Linked DNA regions of Homo sapiens: region 1 is linked to region 2. The links are chromatin contacts, found by Hi-C or POLR2A ChIA-PET in ENCODE. All regions are on one chromosome and are shown on one strand. The core of a region is the stretch at or near the end of the contact, and the rest is flanking DNA. Distances in the headings are between cores, read along the strand shown. Region 1 overlaps PLCXD3 (phosphatidylinositol specific phospholipase C X domain containing 3). Region 2 overlaps PLCXD3 (phosphatidylinositol specific phospholipase C X domain containing 3).

Region 1 (7,009 bases), core at 1,134-3,633, 47 kb after region 2:
CCTACCAGAAGACAGTACAAATAGTTGAATTAAAGAAAGGCTTTACAGTTTTCCTTAAGAAGTAAAGCACTGTTAGAGATGTGTTTGTGTCTGTGTATACTCTAAATTGTATGTCACCAAGTCCAGACAATATCAAGTCCTTTTAGCATTAGGGGGTTCTTTGAGGTAAGATCTTGAGTGACTACAGATAAGAAGTAGAGGCTGACACAATAAAAGATAATGTAATAAAGATGTGAGACATTAAGGCTGAAACAAGAAATGCCTGTTTTCTGAGGCGGAGGGGTGCAGACTGAAAACAGTATGTGATTAGAAGGTCATTATCAAGGGCGAGTGGCAAAGGAGCACATTGCCACTGTAATTTCCCACTAACAGCTCTCATGTCCTTGACTTCTTTTAAGTTAGGTACACAACTCTGAGAAAAGACAGGAAGAAATAATGAAGTAAAGGTAAAGAAAGGGTGTAAGTCACCTCCTAATAAATGAGACTACTGAATTTCTGAGAATTTATTATAAAAGATATAGGAAGAGTTTCATTTCGGTATAATTAATAAAAGAGATAACTCGAAACACATACTTATAAAGGAATTGTTAAAGTATTTATTAGCATATACGGCACAATGCAATCATTTAAACAATGTTTGAAGACTATGTAATACTACGGAAAAACATTGATGTTGTAACCCAATGCATTTGGTATATATTTTTTTCCTAAAGAGACCAAACATGAGTAAGAATATAGAGTATAAATTTGACCACGATTTGAATCCAGTCTAAACAGTTCCTATCAGAAGACAATATAAACAGTTCAGTGTATTAAAAAGGCCTAAAAAAATTCCTTAAGAAGTAAAACAATTGTTAGAAATGTGATTGTGTCTGTGTGTGCTCTAAATGGTGCAGCTATACATACATACAGATAGATAGATATGGATATATATGGATACATATATATATATGGATACATATATATGGATACATATATATGGAGATATATATATGGATACATATATATGGAGATATATATATGGATACATATATATGGAGATATATATATGGATACATATATATGGAGATATATATATGGATATCAATATGGACATATATATATCCATGATCAATACTCTATATGACCAAAACTATTATAAAAATATTATAAATTATAAATTATAAAATTATAAAATATAAAATTATAAAAATATTATTTGGAGTAAGGAGTTTGGGAATGTTTGCATGCCATGTAAGATTTATAAGACCAAATATCATGTAGCATGAAGGTGATACTATTCAGAATCATCTTATGATGGGCTCAACTTGGTACCTACATTCTAGTTTTTAGAAACCAGTTTGTTTGTTTGTGCCAGTTTTATAAACATTTCTTATTATCCCAGCTCTGCTGTGAGATTGGAGAGCAAAAGGAAATATATTCTCTACATATCCAGATCTCAAATCCCAAGGCTAGAGGAAGAGAAAGGGAGACTGGAAGGAAGAGCAAAGAAATAATCCCCAACCCTCAAACACTCCCTTGATAAAGAAAAGATCCAGCTATTGGCAAGAAGTGGTGTTTGGTGAGGGCATCATAGAATCAAAGGCTGGTATTTCAAGGAGATGTTATTTCTGTAGCACAAACATGATTAAGGGTAATGTTGTGTTATTTCAGATTTTCTTTATTCATAAAAGGAAAAGAAATAGTGCCAGACATACAAGAACAAAGGTAAATAGGCTTCAGAGGCCTTCTTGGTTCTCAAATCTAAGAGAATTTAATAATTAGACTGTTTATTTGCCAGGTTTTGTATTTGTTTTCTTCTTAGAGGGAAAACACAATCGAGTCATTGTCTTTCAGAATAGTTGGTTTTAGTGATATGGACTTGTTTTTATCTAATCTGCCCTCCCCCATTTGCCCAGGCTATGTGTTCTGTCTTCCCACATAAGAGCTGCTCCTGTGGTTACATATACTCAAGACTGCCCCAAACTGCAGGGTCTGCCACCACCAGGAGGCTCCAGTGGAGAAATCGGGGGAGAAGGTGGCATAAAAAAGATATCAACGTCTTATACAATTAGCTGCTACAGAGGAATAGGGAAGATGTGGCTGACTGTGTGGCAACCACATTTCCTTTCCCAACTTTCTTTTCTTATGCTGCACGTTACCTCTATATGGCACTGACTTTTGTTTGCTTCTCTTTCAACCGCTGCTGTTGATGCTCAGTTTTAGGTCCTTGTCACAAGGATAAAACTGCTGGGAAAAAAGGTGGCCATAAAGTGAGGTGCCCTACACTTGAGCCTCCTTCAGATGGCCTGGGTAGAAGGACAGCTGTCAGTGCTGAGCCTGGATATCAGAACATACAGTAATAGTAAGAATCTGAAACGGCACATGTGTAAGGAGCAGAGCCTTCCAGAATTGGCAGGGCTTGGCATTGCGACATCCGGTACAGGAAATTCACGGTCCAGGGAATCATAAAAGGAGCTGGGGGGCGGGGGACGGGCACAGCGGCTCACACCTGTAATCCCAGCACTTTGGGAGGTTGAAGTGGGCAGATCACGAGGTCAGGAGATCAAGACCATACCGGCCAACATGGTGAAACCCCATCTCTACTAAAAATACAAAAAAAAAATTAGCCAGGCGTGGGGGCGCACGCCTGTAGTCCCAGCTACTCAGGAGGCTGAGGCAGGAGAATTGCTTGAACCCAGGAGGCGGAGGCTGCAGTGAGCCGAGATCACGCCACTGTACTCCAGCCTGGGCAACAGAGTGAGACTCCGTCTCAAAAAAAAAAAAAAAAGATAAATAAAAGGAGGGGGGCTTTAGAAGACATTAATCTATCTAAAGTACCCCAGAGGCTGTGGCAGTATTTTCTTTGAGTTAGTTCTGAGAGCTTATGACAACCATGTTGTTTGTAATCTCTCAGTATAATTCTTATTAATTCTTTCATTCATTCATTCATTTGGTGAAAACCTACTCTGTGCCAGGCACTTAGTTCTCAGTGTTAATAATGTAGAAATTGTAATTCATGGTGATAATAAAAGTTAATACTTCTTGAATATTGTCTGCATAATTTGTGTTTACTGCTTATCACTTATTTTATAATCTTTATAAGTAGTGATATCAGTCCTATTTATAGATGAGGATGTTGAGGTTTAGTGAAATGAAAATATATTATTTCATGCAACAAATATTTAGGGAACATCTTTCATGTACTAGTGGCAGTGCCTTTTGTTGAGGGCACAATAGCGAACAAGACAGATTCTATACTAATTCTCATGGAATTTAAATGCTAGTGGGGAGAGATAGACAACAAGCAAATATGCAACTAAATAAAATGAAACTTGAAGCTAGTGATAAACTCTATGAAGAAAATATCACTAGATCATGTGATACAGACTAACAGGCAGCAGGGGAGGGTTGGATGAGTTAGATACTTTAGATACGAGGTTTATTTAAGAAGATGACATTTAAACTGAGACTTGAATGAAAAGGTGCTAGCCATGCACACAATGAGGGGCAGAGTATCGCAGGCAGTGGGATTACCAAGTGCAGGGGCTAAGCTGAAATGAGCTTAGTATATTTGATAAGCTCAAAAAAGCCTGCTGTGGCTGGAGCCCAGCCAGCAAAGGGAGAGTGATCCATTTTGTGACCTTAGCACCCTGGGCTTAAGGCTGCTCAAGGCTCCCGATAATCCAGTTTCTCCAGCTTCATAGGTCATCTTTGGGGGCAGTGAATAGGAAAAGAACTAGACAGTTTCCTGTACAAAACAGATTTTTTAATGTTTTCTTGTAAATAAAGCATATCTTTCCCTTAGGTCAAGACTGTCTTGTCCTCCTTGGGCTGTTCAGGCTCTTGGAGGCTAAGGCAAAATAATGACACAAGCAACTGGGTTCACTTCTGGTTCTCTCCCAAGTTGTTTGCCAACAGACATGTCCTTTTTGGATTCTTCTCTGTGTTCTGCTAAAATAGCCAAGGCAATAGTGTTAATAAAATCTGCTCTTTTTCTTCCTCATCTTTGCCACATCTCTGTTATGGACACTTTCCTCCCCCATCTTTCTTATTATTTAGTCATCCTTGATTCATCCTTCTCCCTGACTCACTACATTTGGAAGGGTGATCGTTACAAATGTAGAAATATATACATTTGAAAATGCAGCTTGGTGGCCTCAAGGGTAAGAGGAATTAGGCTTACTTATGCGACACCGTATTCTTATGGCCACAGACTTGTGTTTGACTTCTTAATAAAGATGTGCGGATTGACTTCCAGAGTTCTTCTTATGAGTATTAATAACTAAATAACCTCAGACAGTTTATTAAAATAAAATTAATCACAAAACTTATTAATAAATGTTCTGTCAACCTTTTTGTTTTAAAAAAAAGTTTAGTTCAGATTTTTTTATATGTGACAGGAAAGTATTCAACCAACAACACAGGTGTTGTGACATCTCCCAAAACTTAGAATGTCCTCATATAATCACAACTCAGATCAGATAAGCAGAAGTATGTGTGTCAACATGTATGTGTGTTTGTGTATATGCATATGTGTGTATGTGTCAGAAAAGAGACTGAGAGTGGAAGCACAGGAAACTCAGGGCTCAGGAAAGAAGGCAATGTAATGAGTAGTTGATGAGCAAGAAGATGTCTGTATTACCTTAATACCTCACATTCAAAGTGTGGGCCTTGAAAGAGCAGCATTGGTAATACCTGGGTCTCTTATAATTCTTTTTCTGGAAGCCCTGCTGATAATCTTTAAAAATAAATTCATATGAGAAAGAGACTTAATAGTTTCACCATGGATGGCAATGGGAGCAAGCTCTTTTTTTCTGCCTCTTGATCTGAATAATCTGAATATTGATGCTGTTAAATGATTCGTTGTCAGCTCATCTACTGGTTTAAAGAAATGACCCAGCAAGTTGATTAAAATTGTGATGAATACTGAACTTCTCTACTCCTCAGAGTCATCAGTAAAATAGGACTTCTCAAATTTAGCATCTTGAATATTGGATCAAAAGACTTAAATAAGGAAACCAACTTTCTTTACATGAGCTCACTGTAAGATGTACTGAGGAGGAGGCTTTACACAATATGAAAGATACAGATTTGCCCAAAGAGAAATCACAGCATGACTATCTTGATGCTTTCTTTAGAAAAGGATTAAACTTAGTGTTCCGTGAGCTATTTTGGGTTTAATATTAAAAAATGTATTTCCTATTCATTTATTATGTCAAGTGAAATACACATATTAAGTTACAGGTCTGTGGTTTTCAATGATCTGTTCAATTCTAGAAGTCTTGTAGATTGTGATACATATTGTGTGTTGTCTTTAATGACATAAAATCTCTTGGATTGTTCATAAAGACTCAATCACGAGCTGGAAGATTGAGGCAAAATTATGTGCCAGGAAAAAGAAGTGATCCTTTCTGCTCAATGGCTGGTCTTTGTCTCCAAAAGTCCAAATAACTGATAAGTTTAATCAACACAGTAAGCAAAAATTAAGATTAATTGTTAGCTGTCAGGTAAGAATCAAATGAGTAAATTTTGAAATTTTTTTTTCTTGTCATGTTGATCATCATGTATTCACAATTTGAACTATCTTCCAAATCAAGTAGAAGTATTTTGAGATTTAATATTATTTTCATAATCTGTGTATTTTATCTCCTCAGTTACATACCAAGAGTAGATTTCATTTTTTCTAAGTACTATCAGGAATGAACCACTGCCTATCCAGTTACATAGAGGACCATGTACTGAAGTCAATAGTCCCACATAACATCAGCCAGATTTGAAACCTCTCAAGGCCAGAGTCCACACAAAGGGCCATGCTTAGGGATTTGATATAAGGCAACAGGGAATGGTGCTAGCTTAGAACTCTTAAGACAGTGGTATGAAAAAAATACTGGCAGGCAGGCAGACTCAGCAGATGACCAGGCTCCAGCTACCAGTCTAGCATTTAGTGACAGGGTGGTAGAGGGCTATAAAAGCAAATAGTTCCTTTAGGCGAGTTGAATGCTAAATACATTACCAAGTCAAAAGTCTTGTTAATGAAAATGAGACAAAAAGCAAAAGGAACTTTTTAACAAATGCCAATGTATTGGGCTGGAAAATAATTATATATCTTTTACCTAAGATTAAATCCATTCTAGAGGCTGAGGCAGGGTAATGACCATAGAGGAGGGTTGAATGATCGCAGCTGAGATGAAGGGAAAGCTACAGAGGATTGAATCAAAGCAGTACCTGAAAGCTATTTCAGTGGCCCCCACAGGAAGCCAGACCACTGTCAATGGAATGGAAGAGAACAAAACAGATCTGAGAGAGGATTTGGAGAGAGAGGATTTATGCCTCTACACAGTATTTACCATGACACAGTACAACTTCAAGACTGATTGAGTGTAAGGTTTGAAGGGCAAGCAAGAGTTGAAGATTAACCCAAGGATGAGATAGAAGGATGATGAGATAAGGAAATGTAACAGTGGACAAACAAGAAGGAGCAGATTTAAAGGGGAAGATACTAAAGTCTGTTTGGGACATGTAAGCTTATAGTAACCATGGAACAATAAAATTTAGTTGTCAGATAGGCACACAGGGGCTCTAAAATGCAGGTCAAATTAGATGGTATCAATATTTGATGCATCTATATAAAGGCAAAAGAGACTAAAGAAATGGATGATATCACCCAAGGAAAAAGTATGAAGCAAGTTGAGGTCTGCAATACAGCTTTGGGTGAAGGGAAATGAAGGTGTTAACCTTCATTTGGGAGTTGGAAGGACAGGAGGCAGTAAAGGACAATCACAGAAAGAGAAGAAAATCTAGGAAAGATCCATGTCTCAAAAACCAAAGGAGGAAAATATTTCGAGAAGGAAGCATAGCTGTATCAAATGTTCCAGAAAGGCTGTGCAGGATTCACGTATTTGCTTATTTAATAGAATAAACTTATGTCTACCAAGCTTTGTGCTGAGACTTAAGAATGAAGTCAAGACAGTGACCGGTCAATTTTATTTAGTAGTCATCAATGGCATTTTGCTGGGGTTTTATATGA
Region 2 (6,586 bases), core at 3,557-6,056:
GTGTGAGCTTCCGGCTCTTTCAGGCTACTGGGAGAGGTTTTCATACAGTTATTTCTTCAGGACTGTGGGTAGAACCAAGGTGTCAATTACAGGGCACATGCTTGTTGAGTAGATTTGATACCTAAATTAAAATTGAGTCTCTTAATGGAAACATAGGAATATAGGACTAAATTATCACAACTCAATTTCTAATGTGTTTTCCCTGGGATGGGAGTGAGGGGGCTGAGGTGTCAACGCAGAGTCTGATTGAGTTCTGACCGTGATACTGCTTTGGTCTGCTGCTACGATTTGGGAGCAGAATAAGCTGCTTCATTTGCTCACATTCAAGTAGCTGTGGTGACTCCTTATATGGTGTTACCACCCCTTTCTCTCTCTTGATTTTCTTCTCACCTAATCATTTGAAAGATGATCAGACACCTCTGAAATACTGTAAAAACAAGGCTAAATGTAGAAATATCAGTGCAGGTTAACAAGTGAGGCAGTGATGACAAATGCTCCTGTAACCCAGCATTTTAGAAAGAAGGAAACCACCATGGTTTTGTAGCACACTTTATGGAGGAGAGAAAAATAAAATTCCAAGTGTACATGAAACAGATTGCAGTGACTCAGTGGAGAATTGTTGCTTCAAAAAATCATATTACACTTTCTCCCCTTTTATAGGTTTTTAAGGTAGGAGGGATAATTTTCTGATCTTTAGTAGGATACCAAAAAAAGAAAGAAAGAAAAAATGTTTCAGTCATGCTTTACATTGTTCCTGTAGAAATTTTTTTAAACTTAGGATTCTCTTCCTTTTATTTCCAGTGCATATTACACTGATGTACCCCTGTTGATTTTCTCTGCTGTGTCAGTTTATAGATTACATAGAAAAACCTGTTCCAATTCTTAGAAATAATTTTTTAGTTTATTTACCAATAAACCAATGTAATACCAAAATGTATTATATGTTTTGATTATTTATTCTATTTTCCACATGTAGTCCAGATAACTTTTGGGTCCTATCAGAAAATAATAAATTGTTGCAAGACAAAGATTCAACACTACTGAGAATATTCTGAATGTATTGTTGATTTCTAAAATATAAAAATGTAATCTTATACCAAATTTGTTATAATTTATAACAAGTTATAGCTTCAGAGACATGAAACACTTAGGCAACAATAGTAATAAGAAAAAAAATTCACAATTCCCAAACAATGAAAGAATAGTTCCAATAATTTTGCACATTCGTAAGCAAGAATTTTAAAATACTTACAGAATGTAAACTGTAAGCCACTTGGTGAAAATATGTGAAATCTAAGTATCAAAGATTTCAAGTAAAATTGCATTTTATAAATTCATAATGACGTTGTAAAAAGGGCAATGAATCTTGCAATTCTTGTAGAATAATGAGTGCTCACTAGATAAAGTTATTTGTGTGCAAACACACTTAATTTCCTGCTCACCAAGGGTACAATAGCACAAAAGTAGATGTCATACATAAACTGCTTGGTGTCTTTCAGTATGCCAGGTACTCTGCTATAAATGTTGATGAGCTGTGATAAACTCTGGAATTTTCACACTGGTATTTGACAGCCCTCACTCTAAAGTTTCTCTGACTTTAAAAAATATAGATATGATAATGCCCATATACTTACAGAAGATGAGGAACACATTTGTATTAACTGCACACATCCAAATTAGACCGTACATCTAAGCACCTCTGTTTATACATGCTGTGAATTATGTACAGTTCAACAGGATCAAAGGTAAAGGATATTAAAATTCAGCCAACACCATTGAGAATTAACAGCATAGTCACCAATATGATAGACACTGGAGTGCTAGGAATGAACATTTCCTGCCTCTGAAAGGTTTGCAACACAAATGGGAACACTAGCATCCATAAAATCATATCCCAGAGGAGACTGGGAACCATTATGTTATATTCTATATACGCATATCTTTGTGTGGAAAACATAGGTTTAAAAGGTCTCCTAAATTGTAGTTCCTTTTCTCTCTGCAAGGCATAGCTGTGCCCTTTGTTACACATGATCTTAATCTGTGGTTGTTTCTTGGTGCTTTATCTTGAACGCTAGTATTAGCTCCTTGCAGGATTTATCTTTATCTAATAATTTCTCCTTTCCCTCTCCTTAGCCCAATGACAAGCACAGAATAGATGCTCAGTAAATCCTTATCGCTTGCTTGATTGTACACTTAATGGCAGCAATCCTTAAGTTGGGTACAAAAGAAAGTTTGCAAGAAGTGATATAAATCTGACAAGTAGATTGACAGTGTTGACTGAAGATGTTGGCAGAGAAATAACTTAATGGTTGATTGAGAAGTTGTTGCAGGGATGTGTCTCTGATGGAACTGAGTGGAATGTGTTAGGAAGAAGTAAGAGACAATGCTGGCTATCTAGTTGGCAGTTCTGAGGCCAGAGCTATGAAATTTTATTAATATTCTGTGTGTGTTATTTTAGGAATATTAATTTGGTATTGATATCCTAAAGGGACTTGAGCAGTGTGATGCTAGTTTGACATGTCACATGAATGTACAAATCTTTAAAAATTAGCAAGATTAGGCTGGACCCATAATGAAGTATTTATTCATTGTGGCATTATATTTGGTCCCAGGTTGTCTTGATTGATTTTTCACCTCCATTTATAGCAATGAAATCTAATTGAAGGGCTTTTAAGCAGGCCACTCTGCCACATTGATTTGGATGATTTTTTAAAATAACATTTCTGAAATCCTGGAGACTATTTTTTTCCTTTTGTCTAGCCTGAATGACATTTATATTAGGAAGAATCAAAATATGAACCCCACCTAACCTGTTCAAACATGAAAATGTCTAAAAATATGTTTGTCATTTGTCTTCTCAAACCTTAAATGTAGATGAAGACACTCAGAAAGAGAAGGGATTCTTTGATCGATAACTCTACTATTTTTCTATTTAGACCCTTGAAAGAGTACTTGGCATTGAAGGAAAATATTTTTCTTAGAAAAACAGACAAGAGAGAAAAAGAAAATCAAGCAATATTCTATAGGAATGTCTAAATAAAACATGCTTTTCATAAGGAAATAAGTTATAGGAATAGATACTCTAAGAAAAATAAATGTATCTCTTAATTTAAAAATGTACAGCTAAAATGTAGCGTAGATTGCATATGTTTACAGAATATCACTCAATATTTCTGTGTAAATTATTTTACAGGGTCTCACAAGGACTTTTCCCTTTCAAATGTGTATGTAGCACCTGAAATAAATGTAATTTACTTAAACAGATGCCTTTTAGTGTTTTTCTTCTGAACTCTTATTTTTCATTTCAGCTCATTTCTTCTGCTTTAGTTTTCTGTGACCTCAAGGTGCTAAGAAAAGCATTCAGATTTCCATGGGATTTTAGCATTAGTGTCAAATGACCTGACCCTTTGCCCTGGCCACTCACTTTAAATCCGCTGTTTTGTTCACCACTTGGTCCCAACACTTAACACAGTTCCTGGCACAGGGTGACAATTCAATGAACATTTATTGAATGAAAATAATTTAACTTTTTAATTTTGGCCCCAACTTTCCTTGTCATTGACACACTTTTGCTTATCAAGGTAAACGAATGGCTTTTTATATCTCCTATTCAGCCTGGTCACATTTCTCCATCCCTTCTATCTCTCAGAATTACATTTTCACTAATTCTGGTTTTATTTTCCAGTTTTCTGTTTCTCTGTCTAATCTTTCACTTTTACTAGAGATTCTTGGGCTGTTCAGTATGTTTTTTATTCCTTCTATATTCTGTTCTTTAATTATGGAATCCCTAAAGCTTCAGGTATTTGAGTCATACATGAATCTGTTTTCTAAAGTATTACACTGACCACCTTCAACCCTCTTCCATCTAGCTCATTTTTATCACTATTGACATTAGCAGGCGTGGGATGAGGGAGTAGGGAAAACACATGCAGGTTAAACACTGTTCCAGTAACAACTCCTATTTAGTTTCTCCCTTTTAAATCATTGTTCTGTCTCAAGCAACCATAATGATGGTTGATTCTCCCCTAAGTTAAACTTGGTGCTTCTATTTTTTTCTTTGTCCCCATGTCTACAGTTTTCCCTCACATCCAGTAACACGCAGCCCTGTATTTCTGTGCTCTATGACTGTTTTCTTTCTTAGAACTCCAGGACATCATTTTTGTGGAGAGTGAGCTGAAACACAATGGTGTACAGAGGATAGGGAAGGCCCAGTCTTTCCGCATTTTCTCAGTGCTCATCTTTCTCCATTGACCTGTTCTAACGGGTGACCTGTTATGGTATGAGTTTTCATGTACCTCATCAGCTTTAAGAACCCTAGTCCCATGGGAAAGTTTCAAAACAAAGCAGGTGAAAGGGGTTTATGTGAAATATGTTAAGGGGCACCATTCTGAATATAGTCCCACTTCTCTGAGAGCAAAGGTCACTTGAATATAGACAGCTTAAGTACAGATGTCCTCCCAGTATTGTATCTGAGGCGCTGGTCACAGGTACATGTCCCTCAGCAGTGGGCTATGCATCTACATGCAGGTTATGCTGGGGAAGGGTGTACTCCTGGGTTCCAATCATCTGAGAGGAGATTTGGAACTCCCATGACCTGGAGTCTGTTTCTTTCAGTGACATGCCATCTCTAAGGTACAAGAACTTCATGTTGATAGCTAACTATATCTACCACAGTCACTTAAAAATGTATAAATAGCTCCCTTTATTATTAGTAGGCTACTATCATGGTTGTACTTACTTTTGTTATCATTTAAAAATAAAACAGAGGGTTCTCAGATACATGTTCATGCAAATCGCTTTCCAGTGGCTGTCTGATATGAGGCCAAGTGTGGACACCAGGCGACATGGATGTCAACAGCTCCTTAAGTTCATTATCCAACAGAATTTCAAGGGTTTAGAGTGGCTTGAATTATTTTTCAGACTTATAAAGTAGCAAAAACATTTTCAAGATTTATTTTTGCAGAAAGCTCTTATGCCCCATTGACTCATATGGGTTGGGTATGTATGTTTTCCTGTTAGTGCTAATGTATTCTCATAAAACCCCAACCCTTTTTAAAAAGAGTAAGAAGACAGTAGGGAAATGATCTTTCTTAATGGTCTTGGTCCATTTGGGCTGCTGTAACAAACTACAATAAACTGAGTGGCTTTTAAACAACAGAAATTTATTTCTCACAGTTTGGGGGGCTGAGAAATCTTAGATCAAGGTGCTGGCAGATTTGGTGTTTGGTGAGAGGGTGAGAGGCTGCTTCCTGTTTGATAGATGGCTGTCTTTTTGCTATGTCCTCATATGGTGGAAGGGACAAGGGATCTCTCTAGGATTTCCTTTCTAAGGGCACTTACCTTATTCATAAGAGCTCCACCTTCAGGACCTAATCATCTTCCAAAGGCCCAACCTCCAAATACCCTCACATTAGGGAACAGATTTCAACATATGAATTTGGAGTGTCAGGGGGGACACAAACATCTACTTTCCAGCATTAATAAAATGGGTAAGTCTAGAGATTAAGAACTTGTTTTTCTTTTTTTTTCAACATAAATGTATATTTTATTTTTCATTTATCCTTATAAATATTTTTCTATCCTGAATTTATCTCTTTTAGAAAAAAGTTAGCCATTGTACATACATATTTTATACTTAGCAGAACACAGAATGTTTTGTAACAATAGGTTTTAAAGAAGTATGATGGATATTTATGTTTTTATTTGCTAAGTGATTGTACAAAGATTACAAACAGGATTCAGATAATTTCCACAGAACTAGTCAGAATCCAAGATGCCAGGAGAGTTCCAGAATTCTTGAGGGTAATAAACAACTTCCGTTATCTATCTACATGAATAAATCACACACTTCAGATCTCTGTTTAAAGGTCACTTTCATTATGATGCTTACTCTGACTATCTCATTTAAAATTGAACCGCTCTCCCTCCTCATTACCAGTTCCCTTTATCACACCCTACATAGCTTAGTGAGTGCATAGTAGAATTTTGACCCCTATTTTTTTTTACTCCAGACTCCATCTATCACTGTACCATACTACCAGCAGTAGTAACACCTTGTATTTTAAATGATTCTATTCTTTGCGACAATCTTACATGCATTGTTTTTAACACAATGGTGATATGGGACAATAACTGTGTTTCTTGTTCTCTCAAGACCTGCATTATCATACTTGAAAATGTGGTAGGAGAACTGCAGCTTCCTGAAATTTCCTCTTGGGCTTATTACAGGATTGATAATGATCCTAAAGCCTTTTCAGAATACACTAAAACAAATATCCTTGAACTATATGCAGTTCTTTAAGGACAGGCAGTGTACCTTTTCAGAATGCATGCATTGGCTCTCACATGGTAGGATTGCCCTTTCATGTTTAGTTTTATTTTCTGAAGGCATGTTTCTGCACTTCACTTTATATGGCTTACACCTAACTTTATACTTCCCATTTTCTCATTCCATCAGAGTTTATGTACTCCCTTTCTCTTCAGTTTCTGGGTTCTTTAGTGCTGTTCAGCCATTGCCTGTGAGCTTAAGGCTTACCCCTTTGCTCTGGCTGCCTCCTAGCCTGCTATCTGACCCCATCATCCCTCT

The links. Hi-C counts contacts between places; a loop is a spot of excess contacts on that map. ChIA-PET counts read pairs that join two places held with the same protein, here RNA polymerase II (POLR2A). Pooled maps may share reads with other maps.
Region 1: a loop to region 2 is called in a map of heart right ventricle, with 2.5 times the contacts of the local background. The contact joins two enhancer-like sites. A Hi-C loop is called at or near these places in 3 of 168 maps with a recorded cell type or tissue (Right ventricle myocardium inferior, heart left ventricle and heart right ventricle) and 3 of 50 pooled maps. POLR2A ChIA-PET finds 5 or more read pairs at or near these places in 1 of 52 experiments (PC-3).

What each region holds. Positions count from the first base shown.
Region 1 is chr5:41,405,903-41,412,911 of GRCh38, reverse strand. The region is part of intron 1 of PLCXD3 (phosphatidylinositol specific phospholipase C X domain containing 3); the gene reads left to right. LOC105374740 (a long non-coding RNA gene) reads right to left here. Exons shown (of 2, transcript XR_925950.3): 2 at 3,727-3,933. Among named protein-coding and RNA genes, the nearest start is that of PLCXD3, 100 kb to the left of the region's middle. Within about 2 kb of position 2,383, at least 3 of the 41 ENCODE cell types and tissues checked have a DNase peak (open chromatin) inside an H3K27ac peak, as active enhancers do; they include heart right ventricle, where a contact is called at or near this core.
Region 2 is chr5:41,455,450-41,462,035 of GRCh38, reverse strand. The region is part of intron 1 of PLCXD3 (phosphatidylinositol specific phospholipase C X domain containing 3); the gene reads left to right. Among named protein-coding and RNA genes, the nearest start is that of PLCXD3, 52 kb to the left of the region's middle. Within about 2 kb of position 4,806, at least 2 of the 41 ENCODE cell types and tissues checked have a DNase peak (open chromatin) inside an H3K27ac peak, as active enhancers do; they include heart right ventricle, where a contact is called at or near this core.